7 separate regions of the Homo sapiens genome follow, and regions 2, 3, 4, 5, 6 and 7 are each linked to region 1. The links are chromatin contacts, found by Hi-C or POLR2A ChIA-PET in ENCODE. All regions are on one chromosome and are shown on one strand. Each heading gives the region's core, a stretch centred on a gene start or an enhancer-like site at or near the end of the contact. The rest is flanking DNA. Distances are from core to core; before and after follow the strand shown. Region 1 holds the start of MAPK9 (mitogen-activated protein kinase 9). Region 2 overlaps LOC128966623 (a long non-coding RNA gene). Region 3 holds the start of ZFP62 (ZFP62 zinc finger protein). Region 4 holds the start of TRIM52-AS1 (TRIM52 antisense RNA 1). Region 5 holds the start of CBY3 (chibby family member 3). Region 6 holds the start of CANX (calnexin). Region 7 holds the start of TRIM41 (tripartite motif containing 41).

Evidence for each region. A loop is a pair of places that touch in the nucleus more often than their neighbours do. ChIA-PET counts read pairs that join two places held with the same protein, here RNA polymerase II (POLR2A). Pooled maps may share reads with other maps.
Region 2: a loop to region 1 is called in a pooled map, with 5 times the contacts of the local background. The contact joins the enhancer-like site here to the promoter of MAPK9 in region 1. A Hi-C loop is called at or near these places in 5 of 37 single-sample maps with no recorded cell type and 2 of 50 pooled maps.
Region 3: a map of CD4-positive, alpha-beta T cell shows a loop between it and region 1 (4-fold over the local background). The contact joins the promoter of ZFP62 here to the promoter of MAPK9 in region 1. A Hi-C loop is called at or near these places in 1 of 168 maps with a recorded cell type or tissue (CD4-positive, alpha-beta T cell), 5 of 37 single-sample maps with no recorded cell type and 14 of 50 pooled maps. POLR2A ChIA-PET finds 5 or more read pairs at or near these places in 4 of 52 experiments (T-cell, activated CD8-positive, alpha-beta memory T cell, activated T-cell and 1 more).
Region 4: a pooled map shows a loop between it and region 1 (10-fold over the local background). The contact joins the promoter of TRIM52-AS1 here to the promoter of MAPK9 in region 1. A Hi-C loop is called at or near these places in 3 of 37 single-sample maps with no recorded cell type and 8 of 50 pooled maps. POLR2A ChIA-PET finds 5 or more read pairs at or near these places in 1 of 52 experiments (CD4-positive, alpha-beta T cell).
Region 5: a loop to region 1 is called in a map of CD4-positive, alpha-beta T cell, with 8 times the contacts of the local background. The contact joins the promoter of CBY3 here to the promoter of MAPK9 in region 1. A Hi-C loop is called at or near these places in 1 of 168 maps with a recorded cell type or tissue (CD4-positive, alpha-beta T cell) and 8 of 50 pooled maps.
Region 6: a pooled map shows a loop between it and region 1 (21-fold over the local background). The contact joins the promoter of CANX here to the promoter of MAPK9 in region 1. A Hi-C loop is called at or near these places in 7 of 37 single-sample maps with no recorded cell type and 14 of 50 pooled maps. POLR2A ChIA-PET finds 5 or more read pairs at or near these places in 3 of 52 experiments (CD4-positive, alpha-beta T cell, RWPE1 and naive thymus-derived CD8-positive, alpha-beta T cell).
Region 7: a loop to region 1 is called in a pooled map, with 11 times the contacts of the local background. The contact joins the promoter of TRIM41 here to the promoter of MAPK9 in region 1. A Hi-C loop is called at or near these places in 11 of 50 pooled maps. POLR2A ChIA-PET finds 5 or more read pairs at or near these places in 3 of 52 experiments (Caco-2, K562 and activated naive CD4-positive, alpha-beta T cell).

The regions. Positions count from the first base shown.
Region 1 is chr5:180,290,715-180,293,414 of GRCh38, reverse strand. MAPK9 (mitogen-activated protein kinase 9) reads left to right here and starts at 1,332. Exons shown (of 12, transcript NM_002752.5): 1 at 1,332-1,567. It overlaps LOC124901151 (a long non-coding RNA gene), which reads right to left and starts at 1,183. Exons shown (of 2, transcript XR_007059085.1): 1 at 1,115-1,183. RefSeq lists an enhancer at 212-854 and silencers at 777-1,116, 1,127-1,496, 1,627-1,816.
Region 2 is chr5:179,529,442-179,532,141 of GRCh38, reverse strand. All of the region lies in intron 4 of LOC128966623 (a long non-coding RNA gene), which reads right to left. Among named protein-coding and RNA genes, the nearest start is that of RUFY1, 20 kb to the left of the region's middle. RefSeq lists enhancers at 1,159-1,764, 1,765-2,371. Within about 2 kb of position 1,386, at least 13 of the 41 ENCODE cell types and tissues checked have a DNase peak (open chromatin) inside an H3K27ac peak, as active enhancers do.
Region 3 is chr5:180,859,965-180,862,722 of GRCh38, reverse strand. ZFP62 (ZFP62 zinc finger protein) reads left to right here and starts at 1,447. Exons shown (of 2, transcript NM_001172638.2): 1 at 1,447-1,504. The coding sequence starts at 1,504. RefSeq lists enhancers at 404-1,310, 1,788-1,867 and a silencer at 1,238-1,687.
Region 4 is chr5:181,259,761-181,262,483 of GRCh38, reverse strand. TRIM52-AS1 (TRIM52 antisense RNA 1) reads right to left here and starts at 1,272. Exons shown (of 3, transcript NR_102762.1): 1 at 1,100-1,272. TRIM52 (tripartite motif containing 52) reads left to right here and starts at 1,341. Exons shown (of 2, transcript NM_001346048.2): 1 at 1,341-2,483. The coding sequence starts at 1,671. RefSeq lists silencers at 711-960, 1,071-1,220 and enhancers at 1,361-1,410, 1,591-1,640.
Region 5 is chr5:179,679,591-179,682,290 of GRCh38, reverse strand. CBY3 (chibby family member 3) reads left to right here and starts at 1,257. Exons shown (of 2, transcript NM_001164444.2): 1 at 1,257-1,418. The coding sequence starts at 1,373. It also overlaps a transcript of CANX not described here.
Region 6 is chr5:179,697,421-179,700,228 of GRCh38, reverse strand. CANX (calnexin) reads right to left here and starts at 1,262. Exons shown (of 15, transcript NM_001746.4): 1 at 1,127-1,262. RefSeq lists enhancers at 8-67, 1,628-2,157 and silencers at 878-1,167, 1,208-1,617.
Region 7 is chr5:181,222,020-181,224,719 of GRCh38, reverse strand. It overlaps TRIM41 (tripartite motif containing 41), which reads right to left and starts at 1,439. Exons shown (of 6, transcript NM_033549.5): 1 at 1-1,439. The coding sequence starts at 720. It overlaps TRK-CTT2-3 (tRNA-Lys (anticodon CTT) 2-3), which reads left to right and starts at 2,669; the gene lies at 2,669-2,700. It overlaps TRV-CAC1-5 (tRNA-Val (anticodon CAC) 1-5), which reads left to right and starts at 2,253; the gene lies at 2,253-2,325. MIR4638 (microRNA 4638) reads left to right here and starts at 2,087; the gene lies at 2,087-2,154. RefSeq lists enhancers at 1-543, 1,211-1,440 and silencers at 691-900, 2,171-2,400, 2,651-2,700.

The sequences.
Region 1 (2,700 bases), core at 83-2,582:
TGTCAACCATTGTTCCCACTCTTCTAGTCCCCAAAGGCCGGCTCTCCACGGTTTTCCCCATGTGCCCAGCCTCAGTGCCTCTCTTCCTGCTTCACTTTTCAACGTAGATCTGGCAACATCCCAAGCCCCGGCCTCTCCCATCCTGTACGACCCCCAGGCCGCTGGTACCTGATCCAGCCTCAAAAGCAGCTCAGAGTCAACGGGTCCCAGTCCCTAGGGGGCTCTGAGCAAGAGACTCCTCGCCCCGCCCCCCACTCCTCTCAGAGGCTTGACTGAGCACCTCCCTTTTTTTTTTTTTTTTTTTTTTTTTTTTTTTTTTTTTTTTTGAGAGAGTCTCACTCTGTCACCCAGGCTGGAGTGCAATGGCGCAATCCCGGCTCACTGCAACCTCCGCCTCCCAGGTTTAAGTGATTCTCCTGCCTCAGCCTCCCGAGTAGCTGGGATTACAGGCGCCCGCCACCACGCCCAGCTCATTGCTTCGTATTTTTAATAGAGACGGGGTTTCACCAGGTTAGCCAGGCTGGTCTCGAACTCCTCACCTCAGGTAGTCCACCCGCCACGACCTCCCAAAGTTCTAGGATTACAGGCGTGAGCCACCGCGCCCTGCCGCACCTCCTAATTTTTAGATGTTGTCAACTAAGTGATCCCGCCACCAAGCGCAGTCTCCTCCTGCGTCACCGACCCACCGGGTCACCTGTCTACACACCGCCATCTCTTCGCACCCCCTCCCCCTCTTCGACCCGGCTTCTGGCCTCACCCACACCCCCATAGACCCGTTCCTCCGGCGCCGCAGCGAGCAACCGAGTGCGAGGCCCGCCCCGCCTACCGGGCCCTAGCACGCCGGGCTCCCGGACGCCAGGCCGGCCTCCCCCCGCGATCGCCCCGGGCTCTCCCCGAAACGGGCGGGCTCCCGTGCCGCTCCAGTCGCCTCACCGCCACAAGCCTGCACCTGCAGCCCGAGGCCCGGCTCCCCGCGGACCCCGCGGTGTGAGCCCCGCGCGCCTCCAGCCCGGTTCCCGGTCCTCCGGGCCACCCTCTCCACCGAGCTGCGCCCCCCTCGCAGGGAGAGCGGGCTCAGCCGGTGGGCCGCGCAATGCCTGCGTCTCCAGCTCACCGCGTGCACTGCGCGCACCCGAGCGCCATGGCCACTCGGCCCGCGCCACTGAAAGGCCCGGGGGCGAAGAACCCGCGGAACCCCGGCCCAGGACCTCGGGCGCCCGACCCGGCCCCCGACCCCGCCCGCGCCACCCTCCATCGGCCCGCCCCCCAGGCGCCATTGGCCGCGCCTGCTCCGCTCTCCGCGCGCTGATTGGTCGGCGCGAGGGTCTGTCAGACCGGGCGCCGCGGCGGCGGCAGCGGCGGAGAAGGGAGCGGGACCGGAAGGGTCGCAGCGCCCCGGCGCCCCTCACACCCACTGCGGCGGCGGCGGCGGCGGCGGCGGCGGGGCGGAGCGGAGCGGGGCGGGCCGGCGGCGGAGCCGGGGCCGCGGAGCCAGGAGTGACTAGCACGCAGCGCCGCCAGTCCGCCCGCCCGCCCTCTCCCCGTGGCGCGGCGGCGGGGAGGCGAGGTGAGCCCGGCGGGCGGGCTAGGCCTGGCGGCGGCTGCTCGGGCCGGGCCCGCGGGGAGGGGCGGTGAGGGAACCGCGCGGCCGGGGGCTTCGGGGCGGGCCGGGGGCTGCGGGGCCCTGGCAGCCGCAGCCGTCGCCCCTGTGCTGGGGGATGCCGCAGGCGCCCCCTTCCGCCCGGCTGTCAGCAGCCCCGGGCTGCGGGCCTGCTCACCGGCCTGGCCCGGCCGACCTGCCCGTGGGGTCTGCGGGCGCCATCCCTCCCGGAGGTGGGGCAGACAGCTGCACTCCTGCGCCGGGTGCCCAGGGGCCCGGGGTCGCGTCCCCGCGACCTTGGCCAAGGCACTGACCCTCGCTCTGCCGCGGTTTTGCCTTCGGGAAGGTGGGGAAATGTCTCTTCTGGACAGGGTTGTTGTCAGGCTGTGTGAATGTATGCAGACGCCTGGGCAGGACCCCGGTGTGCATCTGTGGAAGACTGGGCAGGGTGCTGGCCCGTGCTGGTGTGAGTGGTGTAGGAACCCCCTCCCCACCCGCCCAGCCTCCCGCCTCCCCGCGCACTCCTCTCTTGCCTTGTCATTGCACACTCGGTGTCCAGCAGTGCCAGAGGGGACCCAGCCCGAATCCCTTACCACCGCGCCCCTCCCCCAGAAGACTGCTGCCCCGTCCCACTCATCTCGCCCGCCTTGAACATGCCAGCCCGCATTTGCCCCAGGACCTTTGCATTTGCTGTTTCCCCGTCTTTGGAGTTGTCTCCGTGATCTTGGCACAAGTAGCTCTTTCTGCTCCTTCCTCTGGTCAGATGTCTCGTTTTGGGTGAGGCCCTCCTCGACCACCCTCTTTCTTCCCTTAGTCATGCTATTTCATTATTTAAAAAATTTCCTTCCTAGCTCTCATCTGGTTTGAAACTATTCTATTTATTTGCCTGCTTATTTTCTGTCTCCCCGACTAGGATGTAACTTTGTGAAAACAGGTAGCTGTCTGATTTGTCCACTGCTTTATCCCCAGTGCTTAGAAAGCACACAGGAAGTATTCAGTAGTATCAGCTCAATGAATGAATGAATGATCAAAGAAATGGCCCAGCCTGCCTGTTGTCTCTGCTTTATCTGTTCATTTAGTGACTTCTGATTAGCGTGTGA
Region 2 (2,700 bases), core at 137-2,636, 760 kb after region 1:
GCTGGGTGTGGTTACAGGCGCCTGTAGTCCCAGCTACTCGGGAGGCTGAGGCAGGAGAATGGCGTGAAGCCGGGAGGCAGAGCTTGCAGTGAGCCGAGATCACACCACTGCACTCCAGCCTGGGCGACAGAGCAAGACTCCATCTCAAAAATAAAATAAAATAAAATAAAATTTAGAGGTGATTTAAATTATACCTCTAAATAATTAACCTGGGACAGAGGATGTGCATAGGTTATAGGTTATACGCAAATACAGATGCTCCTTGACTTATGATGGGGTTACAACCAAATACATCCATCGTATAGATTGACCATATGGCGAGTTGAATTTACAATGGGTTTATCCAGATGTAACCCTATTGTAAGATGAGAAGCGTTCTGAATGCCCATTGCTTTTGCACCATTGGCAAGTCAAATCCCAATTGAAGCCATCATAAATTGGGGACTGACAGTACAATGCTACTTTATATAAGGGACTTGAGCATTGTGGATTTTGGGGGGAGGGTCCTGGAACGAATCCCCTGTGGATACAGAGGGACTGCTGTATATATACATCTACAGGGCAAGATAGTTTATTTTTAAAAATTATACCATGTCGATTGTGATGACTGGCATATAGATTATGATGGTTTTTCTCTGATGTTGTATACTGAAATGTTTTCATAGGACCAAGAATGTTAGAAAAATAAAGATCTTAAATACAATATGATAAATTTATATATATACTATTTGATTCTGTTAGCTATATTTTGTTTTATATCAGTGATCATAAGTAAAAAATGGTTTTATAATTTTATTTTTATGTTAACCTTATCTGATTTGAGAATTAAAAATTCTAGTTTCATAAAATGAACTGGATAATTTTTATACTTTTTCTATTTTCTTGTACAGCACACTGTCCAGTAGAAATATAATGCAAGAACACATGTGACTTAATGTTTGTAGTAGCCACTTAGAAAAGTAAAAAGAAATATGTGCAATGAGTTTTAATAATATATTTAATTCAATACGTCCAAAGTAGTGTCATTTGAACATGTTATCAACATAAACATGAATGAAATATTTCACCTTCTATTTTTGTACTAAGTTTTCGAAATCTGTTCTTTTATATTGATAGCACTTCTTAATTCAGACACGAAATTTTCATAAGAAGTACATGATTTGTATTTAGGTTTCATAAAATTTACAATTCAAAAAGTAGATTCACATACGCGAATCGTTTCAAACATACCTCTGGGCCCAGCGCCTCGCCCTGTCCTCGCCGGGTGAAGTCGGCCCTGACTGCAGCCTGCGAAGCACCCGCCCATTGTCCCCGGAGAGGGCGCCCTGGACGCAAGCGCAGAGCCCCGGGAGGCGCGGGAAGCCGGAGGAGGGCGATGGGGGCGAGGCAGGAAGAGTACGTGGGGCCGAGGGGGGCGAGCGCTGGGCCGCCCGCAGCCGGAGAGTGTCGCCCCTCCTGAAGGCCCTGGGCAGGTGAAATGAGGACCAGCGCTGACAAAGGGCAGGATGCAGAAGACTCCTGACTTTGGATCTCAGATCACCCTCGGAAGCTCCGATTCGGATCCGCGTCCACAGACCCGGCGACCTCAGACAGACCGGGCGTCCGGGGAAGAGGCGGCGGCAGTGAGCACCGCAGTGAGGAAACCAGGCTCCGGCGATCCCCAGGCCTTACGCCCGACCCCAGGGCATTTGGGAGCAGGTCTGCGTCCGGGACCAGCACACTCTGGACGGGAGCTCTGCCTTTCTGGGGTCCTCCAGCTGAAGGATGTGAGTTGCAAGAAACCCATTCTGTAGACCTCGAAATCAGCGGGGAGCCCCAGGCACTTGTGGGGGGACTTTGATGTGGCTCCCACGCATCCACCCGGCACCGCGTGGATTGCCAGGGGCAGGACGAGCTTGAGTGGACGCTGGGTTCGCTGAGCCCCCCAGAGGCTCCTCGCCCTGGGTCACCTGTGCCGCCTTGGACCACCCAGAGAAACCTTTCCTCCCACCAGGTGAGCCGCAGGCCAGGCGCCAGGCCTGAGTGTGCCCGGGACGGGGATTTCTCTGTGAACGGCCCATCATCCCATAATATCCACGTTGTCTTAGCCTCATGTTCTGAAGAAACACGAATTTCATACACAAGCGTGGATTTTTGCATGTTTTAAATTGTAAATGCGACTAACTCCAAGGAAGTTGGAACTTGAAGCAGGCTCAAAGCAAACTTAGTCGCGTCATCCGCCACCATCCTCCAGGGTAAACCGAGGAGCACAGTTAATTGGTTTTCCACGGGTATTTGCCACTTGTCAGATGGGCTGTTATGGACGTAACCACGTAATTCCTGGAACCCAGTGAGAGTCAGCTTCCTTTACGGGCGTCTGACAAGATGTGCTCAAACACCTTGAAGATCTTTATGGAAACAACTTTTGGCTCTTTATCAAGATGTCATTCAGGGCTCTGAACAGTCGAATACGTTGTGGATGGGTTTGCTGTAGTTATACAGTGTGCATTTGATACTTGTCAATAGCGCTAGTAATGTTATTGCAAAAATAAAACCTTCTTTAAAAAAGAGGCCGGGCGCGGTGGCTCACGCCTGTAATCCCAGCACTTTGGGGAGGCTCAGGCAGGTGGATCACGAGGTCAGGAGATGGAGACCATCCTGGCTAACATGGCGAAACCCCGTCTCTAGTAAAAATACAAAAAATTAGCCGGGTGTGGTGGC
Region 3 (2,758 bases), core at 198-2,697, 570 kb before region 1:
CACAGTGTCTCAGCACCCACATGTATAAAAATGAAAAATAGGCGTCGAGCTGATGCCAAACACCGGCTCACCCCAGCAATATGTAAAATTCATTCAAATAATATAAATAATTTGAGCTGTAAAACAAAATCCATCTCATTACAAGTTGTGCTTCCAAAGCACTTCACTTTTTGTCTAAGAATTAACAGTAAACATTTTGAAATATTTATATAATTTTGCTAATAATCCAGAAAATAACACTAAGAAAAAATGTAATCTACTTTCGTTACGGACATATATGCTAGGATAAACAATAAACAATAAAACAATGCATAGAACTATTTTACACTAGGATAAAATTCAATGAGGCACATAGAATGAAAATATTTTTACAGTAGAATAAAAAGCCGGTGAGGGACATAAAAGTTCAAGGAAAAAAACCCTAAAAGATGTAAAACTTATGACTGTTAAAAGTGGATAATACCAAATCTTCAGGGATTTAGATTCCATTGGATACACTTGAAAGCAATTTTGTTCTTAATATTAACAGCATGCCAAAAATATACCCTTTGCAATTATTTAAACTTAATATGAAAAATATTTAGATGTTGCTGTTTTTAAAAAAGGCTGACTATAGCCAATAACTTAGTTGTATATTTAAAAATAAGAATATAATTTGATTGCTTGTAACACAAAGGATAAATGCTTGAAGTGATGGACACGCCATTAACCCTGATATGATTATTACGCATTGCATTCCTGTCTGTATCAAGATATCTCACGTACTCGACAAATAGGGACACCTACTATGTACCCACAAACATTAATTTAAAAAAAAAAAAAAGGTCTTCAAAGTCATTTTAGGCCCTGGGTTTGGAAGCCGACACCGGCGGTGGGGTGGGCAGGGGGCGAGGTCGCTGCCAAGCTGGCGCCCCGGGTGGGAGCGTGGCCCGGTCCCAGGGACGGCTCCAGGGGCGCGCTCCCACTCCGCATCCCCAGTGCCTAACCGGGGGCGCTTCTGGTGCTGACGACCAGGAAGGGCTGGTGCTCTCGGGCCAGCCCCCAACCAGCTGAGAAGGCAATGGGTCCCCAGCCCAGCGCTGTCCTGCGCCCCTCCCGGATTCCCCCATTTCCCGCCAGGCCCCCACTTCCGGGAACGTCCCCGCACCCACACCTGGCAATGAATCACGTGTTCAGGAACCAGGTAGGCAGGTATTTACTTTATTACCTGTGCCCCTCCCCCAGCCTACCCCAGAAGCTAATGGGCACGGAAACAGAAAGCCCCGCCCACGGCCTCCTGGCCGCGCCTGGAGCGCGCGCCCTGCAGCTGGTCCTCAATAAATAGCCGAGGAGGCGCTCCCCTCCCTCCCTCCCGCCGGCGCCGTCGGCCCGGACCATCGAGTCAGTCCTCCAGCGTCCCAGAGAGGGCGCGGAAGTGCCCCAGGGCCGGCGCGGGTTCTTCCGGCCGTGCGGTCCGCGCTTTTGTCCCGCTGGCGGCCGGGTTCCCGCGGCGCCGCCACAGCCAGTACGTGAGTCCGCGGCCGCCCGCGCTCCCGCCCCCGGCCCTTGCCTGCCACGCCCTCCCCTTTTTGGCCGGGTCTTGGCTGCTCCGCGGGTCTCGGGCGGGATGTGGGAGTAAGCGTGCCCCCTCCCCGCACATGTCTCAGTGGGTGCGTTTCTGGGGAGCGGAGGGGAGGGAAGACCTCGGGCAGGCAGAGGGGTGCAGGGCGCGCCCCTGGAACAGACTGGGCTCTGTGTGGGCCACAACTGCGACGTTTGAACGGACCAGCGTCATGTTAGGTCTGCTCAACGTTCCGAGAAGGGCCAGGGCCCCGCTCCGGTGTTCCTCAACTATTCATCCCTGTTTTGGATGGGAGGGGATCCCTAAAAATTAGCGCTTCAAAATACCCACCATTTCGTGCTCCCTCTGCAGTTAAGTTTGGTACTCTAGGACTTGAGAGTGATTGCGAGGGCAGAGAGACCTCTAGGGGTGATCTGATTCGACCTTCTTCCCCTCCGCTCCACCCCACCACCTTTTTTTCTTTTTTTTTTTTGGTCGGTGAGTGATGATGATAAGCTCCCGCTGCAGGTGTGAATAGAGACCCCGGAGGTGCGTCCTAGCCCTCATCTGGGGAAGCGCACCTGCATACAGACGGGTGCACCGGGGAGGAGGCGACCTGCCGCGTGTTCCTGCAAGCAGAAAAGGAGTTAACTAGGTAGGGAGAGGAAGGTCGAAGAGTTTCTTAGACCCAGGGGACAGCCTGCGGGAACCCAGGGGTGGGACGGAAAAGATCACTGGGGAATGCCAGGGCTGGGTGTGCTGCTCTAAGACATTTAAAGTAGTTGGCCAGCAGGAGCATTTCTTTGTGAAAGCTCAAGGCTTAAAAAAAATAATAATATGAAATATGTAATATATTCATATGGCTGGGATATTAAAAATATAAAAAGTTACCAGTGAAAGATTTCTTCCCATCCCGCTTAGGTATCTTCCTAGGCCCTACCCTCTTAGGTAACCACTTTTGTTCCTTTGTATCTTTTCCGAATTTCTGCAAATACTGGCAAATATAACTAGTTAGTTCCCCCTTTTTTCACACAGGTGATAGAAATCCTTCTAACTCCTTGATTCTTTCACTTTATCTTACTGGTCTCTACATGTCAGAACACAGAAGTTGTGTTTTGTTTCGTTTTGTTTTACAGAGCTGTGGTAAGTATTGGATGGGCCATTGTTTGGATGTTTTCGATGTTCTGTCCTTTTTTAGATCTATTCGGGGGCATTTGG
Region 4 (2,723 bases), core at 23-2,522, 970 kb before region 1:
CTTTGGGAGGCCGAGGTGGGCGGATCACGAGGTCAGGAAATCGAGACCATCCTGGCTAACAGGGTGAAACCCCGTTTCTACTAAAAATACAAAAAAAAAAAAATTAGCCGGGCGTGGTGGCGGGCGCCTGTAGTCCCAGCTACTCGGGAGGCTGAGGCAGGAGAGTGGCGTGAACCTGGGAGGCGGAGCTTGCAGTGAGCCGAGATCGCGCCACTGCACTGCATCCTGGGCAACAGCCAGACTCCATCTCAAAAAAAAAAAAAAAAAAAAAAACCTCTCAGCCCTGGATCAGGTCCCCTCTCCAGGAAAGGTGACAGAGTGGAGTCTAAATGACACTGCCCTAGGGCCCCGCTGGGGTGGAAAACAGACCCAGACAGCGCCCCCAGCCCTCCCTCCCCAGGGAGGAGTGAAGGGCATAACAGACAGCGGAGGACACCGGGACAGGAAGGAGGGGCCAGCCGCTCTCAAACTAAGTCTAAACCACGGCGGTGAGGAAGTGTGGTCCCAAATCCAGCCCCCTCCCGGCCGAGCTCACAGAGCTCAGGGCTGGAACTCGGAACCCTGGCCCGACGCAGGCGGCAGCACCGAAGGGAACTTGAGCCCCGGCCCCCTCAGGGGACCCACGACCGGGGCGCAGCTTTGCTGGCAGACGCCGCAATACTGCGCAGCCGCGGCCCCGCAAGCAGAAACAGGGCTGGGTCTGAGGCCTACGTGGAGCTGGGGCCCGACGGCTCACGGAAGGCAGCGGGGGGCACTGGGCGCCCCGGATCCGAGCCTCCCGGGCGGCAGGCCCTCCCAGCTGTGCGGCGCCCGGATCCCCACAAAGGCACCCCAAGCGCGGACGGCGGGACGGGCGACAGCACCAGGGTGGTGTCCCAGGCTTCCCCACCGCCGCGGACCAACTCGGCCCCGGCCCGGGCGGGGCTTCCGGAGAGATTTATCCCCCTTCCCTCTAACCTTCCTGGGGCTCCGGCTCAGGCTGGACAACGGCTCGGAGACCCAGTCCCCCTCAAGTGTTGACCCCCCCACCATCTAGAACCAGCCAACCCACCAAACCACCTCTCCCAAGCCGGGCCTCTTCCCGGCGTCCGCCGCTGACCTGATCAGAGCCGCTCTGCCGGCCCGAGGGAGCTGAGAAGGGGCTTGGGAATGGGGTCTTGAGGAGGGGCTGGCCGGAATGTGCAGCACTAGCCCAGCTGGAGCGGGCGGCGCGGGCGCGCCTGTCCCCCAGCCCACCCAACTCCCGGCCCGCGCGGCCCCCGGCACACCATAGAGACGTGGTCCTCCGCCGGCCTAGAGCGTCTCTCCAGAGCGTGTGCAGGAGCGAGACGTCATTTTGCGTCGCCTCGGGCAGGGTAGCCAGCGGCTGCATCTGAGGCGGACGCCGCAGTGTAGGGCACACCCTGAGGGTAGCGAGAGACGTGACAGGACCGAGCAGCTGGGGGCTGCAGCCTGCTCTGTCCCCACCGATCCCAGAGAGAGGCTGTGAGTCTGGATCTGGGCGTTCGCACCCTGAGAGAGGGGGTCAAAGCTCCCCTGCGGCCCCGAGGAAGAAGAGCAAGGTTGAGGACAGCCTCGGGTCACCAGAGTAGTTTGGAGGCAGGCCTGCAGGCGCGTCCCCGCTCCTCAGCTCCAAGCTGACGTATCTACACCTGCCGGCGGGCATTAAGATGGCTGGTTATGCCACTACTCCCAGCCCCATGCAGACCCTTCAGGAGGAAGCGGTGTGTGCCATCTGCTTGGATTACTTCAAGGACCCCGTGTCCATCAGCTGTGGGCACAACTTCTGCCGAGGGTGTGTGACCCAGCTGTGGAGTAAGGAGGACGAGGAGGACCAGAACGAGGAGGAAGATGAATGGGAGGAGGAGGAGGACGAGGAAGCGGTGGGGGCCATGGATGGATGGGACGGCTCCATTCGAGAGGTGTTGTATCGGGGGAATGCTGACGAAGAGTTGTTCCAAGACCAAGATGACGATGAACTCTGGCTCGGTGACAGTGGTATAACTAATTGGGACAACGTAGACTATATGTGGGACGAGGAGGAAGAAGAAGAAGAGGAAGATCAGGACTATTACCTAGGAGGCTTGAGACCTGACCTGAGAATTGATGTCTACCGAGAAGAAGAAATACTGGAAGCATACGATGAGGACGAAGATGAAGAGCTGTATCCTGACATCCACCCGCCTCCTTCCTTGCCCCTTCCAGGGCAGTTCACCTGCCCCCAGTGCCGAAAGAGCTTTACACGTCGCAGCTTTCGTCCCAACTTGCAGCTGGCCAACATGGTCCAGATAATTCGCCAGATGTGCCCCACTCCTTATCGGGGAAACCGGAGTAATGATCAGGGCATGTGCTTTAAACACCAGGAAGCCCTGAAACTCTTCTGTGAGGTGGACAAAGAGGCCATCTGTGTGGTGTGCCGAGAATCCAGGAGCCACAAACAGCACAGCGTGCTGCCTTTGGAGGAGGTGGTGCAGGAGTACCAGGTGAGAGAAATGAGGGAATGTGGGGGGATGAAGGGAGTGGAAAGGTAACTAGGAGAGCTGAGGAATGAGTAGCATTCCTTTCCCACCTCCTCAGGTACTTAGTTGCTAAACTTCTCTTTATTTGATGAGGGAGACACGGTGGAGAGAGATGGTCATATGGGTAAAAAAGGAGACACAAAACCATGAAGATTGGGGCAGATTGGCTTCCCCAGAGGAAGCTGAACAGATAATATGACGGTC
Region 5 (2,700 bases), core at 8-2,507, 610 kb after region 1:
TATTCTTATTAATTTAATCATTCCTTTTTTTTTTTTTTGAGATGGAGTTTCGCTCTTGTTGCCCAGGTTGGAGTGCAGTGGCACAATCTTCGCTCATTGCAACCTCTGCCTCCCAGGTTCAAGCAATTCTCCTGCCTCAGACTCCTGAGTAGCTGAGATTACAGGCACCCGCCACCACACCCGGCTAATTTTTTCTATTTTTAGTAGACACGGAGTTTCACCATGTTGGTCAGGCAGTTCTCGAGCTTCTGACTTCAGGTGATCCACCCACCTTCCCCTCCCAAAGTGCTGGGATTTACAGGCATGAAACATCGCGCCTGGCCCTCTTTTTTTTTTTTTTTTTTTTAAACACAGGGTCTCTATCGCCCATGCTGGAGTGCAGTGGCACAATCACTGCTCACTGCAGCTTTCACCTCTTGGGCTCAGGTGATCCTCCCACCTCAGCCTCTTGAGTAGCTGGGACTACAGTCGCATGCCACCACGCCCAGCTAATTTGTTTTTGTAGAGATGGGGTCTTGCCATGTTGGCTAGTCTGCCCTTTCATTTTCATCATCTATCCTATTATCTTCCTCCCTCCTCAGCTGGCGCCCTACTGAGATCCCTATCACTGGTGGTGCACCCATCCCATAGGTGCTGTAGGAGCTGGCTGGTAACTCTCAGCTGCCCTGGCCAATAACTGACATGTAGAAGGAGGGTACAAAAGACGGGCTCCCTTGCTTTAAGGAGGCCTAACTGTGGTGCCATTTGTGCTCAGAGTTCCCCATGAGAGCAAGCGGAAGCTAGTCTCCACGTGAGACCACACTCTGGCTCAGCCTTAGCCTTTTTCTCGCCCTGTCTTGCTTCCCTCACCCCCTTCTCCTGAGAGCATTTCCCCAATAATTCACTTGAACAAGAATGCTCAGCTTAGGCTCTGCTTCTAGGGAACCTGACCCATGACACGCTCTGTTAGCTTCCTGAGAGACTATCTTGTTAGTTCCCCTAGAACAAATTCCTGTCTTGGACTCTGCTTATGATCACTCCCTTCATTCCCCTGCCAAGAATGACAGCTCAGTGAGGGAATATGTTCTTCACTTCCCTAGAACTGTTCCTAGAACACAGTAGGTGCTCAATGATGCACTGAATGCATGCAGGGGAGAGCCCAGAGTCTATCTGACAGCTCAGCGGTCAGCACCCCTTCTTGTCCTGGGGTGGCCTGGCCTGGAGGCATTGTGAGTCATAGCAGGTGGACAAGAGCTGAGTGGGTCAGAGATGGGACTAGCCCTGGGACAGCAGCTCAGCAACTCCACCCCATCTTCCAGGTGAGGCACAACATACAGTGAGGACTAACGGGGAAACATCCTCCGAGAAGATACAATCTCAAGGGTGGGCCTGGATGTGGGCTTCCAGAGACCATCTCCCTGAACCAGATCTTGGGGATGGTATGTACCATCCAGCCTCTGTCCACCTATATGTGAGGGATAAGTGTATTATGAATTAACGAAGGCATAACAGAGGGAACCCTGCTCTAGTTCTTTCTCTTCTCACTGCCCATGGGCAGAAGAGGAATTAGAAACAACACATAGCTCCCTTTTTCACATAATAGAATCAGCACTTACTGGGCAGGGGTGGGGGGTGCAGAGAGAAGTGAGCAAAATGGGACTTGTCTGTTATCTGGACTTTGGACTTCCTGAGGGCACAGTTTGTTTGGAATAAAAGTCATGTTTAGTGTGCACAATCCCTGATACTTTGAGCCCTATGCATAGGTCTAGCCCATGGCACACACCCCAGGATGTCAGTGAACACACTGGACTGTGGTCTATACACGCATCTGTCTTCCAAGCTGGATTAGGAGCACCTTGAGGGCAGGCAGAGGCTGTTTCAGGTCCCCTTCCCAAGACCAGAGTCTGGCACAGAGCAGATGCTAGTTCAAGTCTATCAAATGACTGAATGATGAGGGCAATAATGCTGTTGGCTATGCTAGATATCCTCCCAGATTGCTTTCAGAATCCAGATCTAACCCCGGCTTTCTAATCCTTCAGCAGTTCCCTCTTACCCACAAAAGGAAGTCTAAGCTTCCGAGCCTGCCTGTAGGGCACCTTCACATAGTGCACTGGTCCACCTTCCCAGCTTCCTCTTCTGCTCTTCCCAGCACCAATCCTATCCAAGCTCGTGTTCACATCTGAAATATGAAAGTCCTGCCCTGCCGGGTACAGTGGCTCACACCTGTAATCCCAGCACTTTGGCGCTGAGGCGGGCAGATCACCTGAGGTCCGGAGTTCGAGACCAGCCTGGCCAATAAGGTGAAACCCCATTTCTACTAAAAATACAAAAAAAAAAAAAAAAAAAAAAAAAAGGCCAGGCGCAGTGACTCATGCCTGTAATCCGGGCACTTTGGGAGGCCGAGTTGGGTGGATCACCTGAGGTCAGGAGTTCGAGACCAGCCTGGCCAACATGGTGAAACCCCGTCTTCACTAAAAATACAAAAATCAGGTGGGGGTGATGGCAGGCGCCTGTAATCTCAGCTACTCAAGAGGCTGAGGCAGGAGAACTGCTGGAACCCGGGAGGTGGAGGTTGCAGTGAGCCAAGATCGCGCAATTGCACTCCAGCTCGGGCAACGACAGCGAGACTCAGTCTCAAAAAAAAAGAAAAAGAAAGCCCTGCTCGGCTCTTCCCTCTGCCTAGAAGTTCTCCATTTTCCATCCTCAACCCACCTGGCAAAG
Region 6 (2,808 bases), core at 13-2,512, 590 kb after region 1:
TCAGTTTAACTTCCCTCAACCAGCAATCACTTGTGTCATGCCCAGCGGTAATACACAATGCCCGGTTTCTTCTATCACCATAACTGTGACCTCAGGTCCTGCGAAACAGGACTGAACCAGTTCACTAGGATGGCAGTGTATTGGTCCAAAGGCATTCAGATTATAATAACGTACCGCAATGATCATCGAGCAGTTACTAAATGTCGGACTTCCCTGTCTTATTGTATACATATCTTAATTTAATCCTCACAAATCCATCGGGTATTATTATATCCATTACTTGACAAGAACGGGGGCACAAAGGGTAAGAAAACTGCCGAAGTTCACAGAGCAACCAATGACCAATCAAAGACTCGAGCCAGGGCCTTAGCGTTAACCACTGCACGGTCTATCCCTGAACTATAATCCCAGCACCATCAGTACACTAATCGCATGACCTTGGGCCAGTCATTTCATACCTCCAGGCCTCCGGTGTGGAAAGAGATGCACTTAGATGAGCTTTCGGGGGCTTTCCTGCTTTTAACGCCCTGTCCCTCTCCAACTGGATTACTCGCCTCCAGAATAGGTGCTGTAACTGCTAAGTTTCTCAACCACTGCGTGTTCTCCTTCTGGTACATTCCCCTTTCTCTTCAGGGAACTAGGGTCCAGTCTCCGCTTTGGATTTTCAAATATTAAACTGTAACGCTAGTTGTAAACATTCCCTCTCGGTCTAATACCACCCTTCCCTACTACTAGGGGTACCTAGTAGGCCCGATTCCACCCTATACTTTTACCCAGTTACTCCAGCCCACCTCGCGGCTGCCCAGGCAGCCGGCAAAGAGGCCTAAGAAAGCCCTAGAAGCAAAGCCATAGGAATAAGTCAGCTTTCCCAGAGGTCAAAGAAGGCTGTCGGGCCACCTGCCACGCCTCCCGACCCCGGCGGCGCGGCCTGGGCCCGCAACCCAACCAAAGACGCCCGGATTCGGGCCTCCTCGCTCACGGCGGGCGCGTCGGCCAGGGCCTGGGCCCTCAAGAGCCAGCCCGACCCCTCAGTCGCCGGCCACGCCCGACCCCTCAGCCGCAGAGGCGCTCCCAGCCCCCCGAGGTCCTCACAGGCCCGAGGACGCGCTCAGGTCTCCCCTCTCACCTCTAGCCTCCCGGGGACCGCGGGGGTGCCCGTGCCCCTTCCCGCCCGCACACCTTGCCCCGCGCCGCAGTAAAGAGAGAGGCGGAGGCGGCCCGACCGTCACGTGCCGCAGAACCAAGAGGCCTCGGCCACCGCTGCCGCGCGAGCGAGCCCCACCGCACGAAGCCCGGCCCTGTGCCCGCCCCTGGCCCCTGAGTAGCCACAGCCGGCGCCAAGTCCCGCCCTCCCGCGCAAGCCCCGACATCCGGTTGGCCGGCGTGGGCATCGCTCTACGCACCGTCCCATACGCCCCCTACGGCTATTCTTCGTGGAGTGTGAAGATTGGCCGGGAGTGAGGCAGGAAGTGGCTGTTGGTTGGGCGGGAGGTGAGGGGCGGGCCACGCTGGATCGAGACCGCCGGGCGCGCGCGTCTCGGGGCGGGGCTGGTTTAACAGGCGTTCCCGCGTCGGTTGCTGTGGTGCCTTCGGGGCGTTCCAACCCAACCCCCAGTAGCCCTCACCCGTCTGGTTCCTGGAGCCGAGACTTGGGACGCATCGCGCGCCCTTCGCTGACGGGGCAAACGGCAGCCGGCAAAAGGGGTAGGAGTCCGACGATCGGCCATCAGGAAGGGCCCGTTGCAGCGAACGCGGGCCCCTACGGGCGTGAGCAGAACCCAGCGCGAGCGCCTGGCCGGATTGGCGTGCACTGCTCCGCGCTGTGTGAGCCGGCGCCGCAGTTCCTGCAGAGTCATGGCTCGGCCCAGGAGCCTGCGCAGCCTCGTCGCCCAGCATAACACACAGTCCAGAATAATATAATCCGAGGTTATTTGAACTTTCAATTTATGTTTCCTGAAGTGAGATTAGGTGTCAGGGCAGAGAGATACAGGGATGACAGGACGAGAGAAAGGATGGTGCCATGGAAAGATTTAAGATACGCCACCATTTTAGTAACCCACTCTTAGTACATCTTCAGTTTTCAGTATGCTGAGAACCTCACAAAATGGAAGTGGCCCAGGGTTTTTCTAGACCTTTAGAGATCCTGATCTCTTGTTCTCTATTTGTTTGGACACCCAAAGGCTTGACTACTAGGGTGGAAAACACTAGAATCAGCGAATGTATCACTGATCTGAAAAGCCCTCTTGCCACCGGGAAGGGGAAGAAAGGCAGGGTTTGGTGTTTGCATGAGTTAGTATCATCCAACCCTCAACCCCCAAATTTTTTTTATTTTTATTTTTTTGAGACGAAGTCTTGCTCTGTCGCTCAGGCTGGAGTCTAGTGGTGCGATCTTAGCTCACTACAACCTCCGCCTCCCGGGTTCAAGCGATTCTCCCTCAGCCTCCCGAGTAGCTGGGATTACAGGCGCCCGCCACCACGCCCGGCTAATTTTTGTATTTTAGTAGAGACAGGTTTCACCATGTTGGCCAGGCTGACCTCAGGTGATCGACCTGCCTCTGCCTCCCACAGTGCTGGGATTACAGGCGTGAGCCACGGCGCCCCAACTTCAGCCCCAAAATTTGTGTAGGAGAATTTTGGTTTCCTGTCTACCTGGGGAAGCAGCTATTCAAAGCAGAATAAAATTCTGGATGCTACATGATCCAAATAATGAGCTTAAAATGTAGTTACAGGAAGTACATTTGTGAGCAAAAGAGCTACTCCTGCAAAGGTAAGTGCCAAAAGACTGTGGTACTATGGAGAATTCAATGG
Region 7 (2,700 bases), core at 190-2,689, 930 kb before region 1:
TACCTCGCAGAAGAGCTTCAGGGCTTCTTGGTGTTTGGGACAGATGCCCTGATCGGTCACGCGGCTCCCTCGACCAGGGGTTGGGTGCATCTGCCGAATCACCTGGACCATATTGGCCAGCTGCAGGTTGGGGCGGAAGCTCCGCCGAGGAAAGCTCTTTCGGCACTGAGGGCATGTGAAGCACCTCCGAGGGGCTGGAGGCGGGGGCAGTGGGGTGACGGGGTCTAGATCCTCTTCCTCAACCTCCTCCAGCACTTCCTCCTCGTCCTCCTCATCCTCCCCCCTCAGGTCCTCCTCCTCCATGTCCCCCAAGTAGTAGTCCAGGTCTTCCTCCTCGTCCTCCTCCTCCCACACATAGTCCATGTTGTCCCAGCTGGACCTGCTCATGCCACTGGTCCAGAACACACCCTCTTCTTCCTCCTCGACCTCCTCCTCCATGTCACCCTCGTAGTCTTCATCCCGCATGGGGGTGTCCCACCCCGCGCCAGCCCCCACAGCCTCCACTTCCTCCTCCTCTCCGTCCTCCTCCTCCTCCTCCCGATCTAACTCATCTCTGTCCTCCTCATCCTCCCCACCCCACAACTGGGTTACACAAACTCGGCAGAAGTTGTGCCCGCAGCCGATGGACACGGGGTCCGTGAAGTAATCGAGGCAGATGGCGCACACCGCCTCCTCCTGAAGGGTCTGCACAGGGTTGGGTGTCATGGCAACGGCAGCCATCTTAGTGTCCAGCCAGCCAGTGTAGAGGTTCGGTGGGGGGGCGAGGGGCGGGGGTCTTCCCTACCGACGCCCTGGCGACCCGGCTCCACCCCCAGCCCTGCCCCTCCACACCTCGCCCCAAGAGCAGCCAGAGAGATGTCCTGCCGACAACCCACCCCAACACAGTGTTCCCTACTCCCAAACGACAACCGTGTCTCTACGAGGGGAGGGGACAGTGCTGGGCGCCACCGCCAAGTCCCTCAGGTGGCTCTGAGTACAAGTCTGCCCCAATGCTCCCTTGGACTCCTCATAAACCCCCGCCCCTCCTCACTTCCTGGCCCCGCCCCTAGCTTCCGGCCTCCTTCCCAACACTTCCGGCGTCTACACACCACCTAAGCTCGCGACTTCCCTCCGCTGTCCTGCTACTCCCCCTTTTTCCCCGCGGGGCCCCAGGGCGACAGGAAATGGCGAGGAGACGCTCTAGTCCGCACTAGAGAACAGGGCGGGAGGGCTAGGACGGTGGAGGCCCGCGTCTCTGTGGTAAGAGGCCGCGGGGAACGCAGAAAGAACAGAGGAACCGCCTACCCCCATCCCCCGCCGCTGGGGAGAAACTTCGGGGGGTAGGGGGAGCGCCTGGCGGCCGTCTGCTTTCGGTGCTATCACCGCATCGGCCAGACGCCATCCTACCCTCCCGGCACAGCCGACTGCAGCCGGTACTCCCCACAGCCGATGCCGGAAGCGAGGGGGTGGGTCCGCGGCGCGCCCTGAAGTACTTCCGGCCCTTCTAGGCAGACGACTTCGTTGTGGAGGACTCAGAGGGTCGTCCGGGTCGGACCGGGGGCGGGGCCTGAGAAAGCGCTTCGCGGGTTAGGGCAGCAGACGCCCCACCCTTCCCCAACTGTAGTCGGCGTTTCGCATCCGAGGTAGAAACTGCCAACCGGACACTGTCTCATGGTTTAGATGAACTTCCCTAACTGCCCAGCAGTGAAGAAGTGGTGACGAATCATTACATCTACATTCTCACAGCATCTCTGCAAAAATAGATGCTTTGTGCGGTAGAAATAATACTTGATGCTTAAATAGCTCTTTAAATTTTATTTTTATAGAGATTTGATGTCGATACATAAATAAATAAATGTTGTTTGATGCGAGAAAAATGACGGGGCCATGATTTATGTACAGAATCTCCAGTGAGTGCCAGACACAGCGTGACGCCAGGGCTGGGCCTGCAGAACTTACCCTGCTCTCAAGGCGGCTCGCGGGAAAACTCCAGATGGACGTCGCGCTTCCTAGGGGGGTGGTCAGGCCTCTGAGTATGTCAGATCAAACGCGCCAAAAACCACGAACCCTCGTGGGTGAACTATGCTAGGCCATTACAGGACCTGCGGACTCGGCTGCGGTGGACAAGTCCGGCTCCAGAACCTGGACACCGCTCAGCCGGCCGCGGCAGGGGTCCCCGGGCCTGTCCTACAAGGGCGCTTGCCTAGAGCTATCCCGGCCGTCTCAGCCGTGTGTGTCTTCAGGACGATGCCGGCAGGAAAGTAGCCAAGGTGGTTTCCGTAGTGTAGTGGTTATCACGTTCGCCTCACACGCGAAAGGTCCCCGGTTCGAAACCGGGCGGAAACACGTTTTGGTCTGTTCGGGAGATTCTCTCCCGAGGCCGGCCTTACGTGGCAGGAAGGACATGTGTGTCCCTGCGCTTCGGAGGAACACGGACTGGGGCAAAACTGAAGGAGAGCACTACTCAAGTAAATTCAGGTCTCGCCCCTCACCTAATCTCTTGCTCTTCCCTTCTGAAGCCTATGCAGCCATCACATGTACAGGAATCCGTAGATTTCAGATCCTCGGCTCTAGTGCCTAGAACAGAGCCAGGCGCAGGCGCTTCTTAGTATTTGCACAGTGGAAACGTGCTTACACCTCTGAGGGTAACCTCCATCTTCAGAGACAAAGTTAGAATACAGACATGGCCGCCCGGCTAGCTCAGTCGGTAGAGCATGAGAC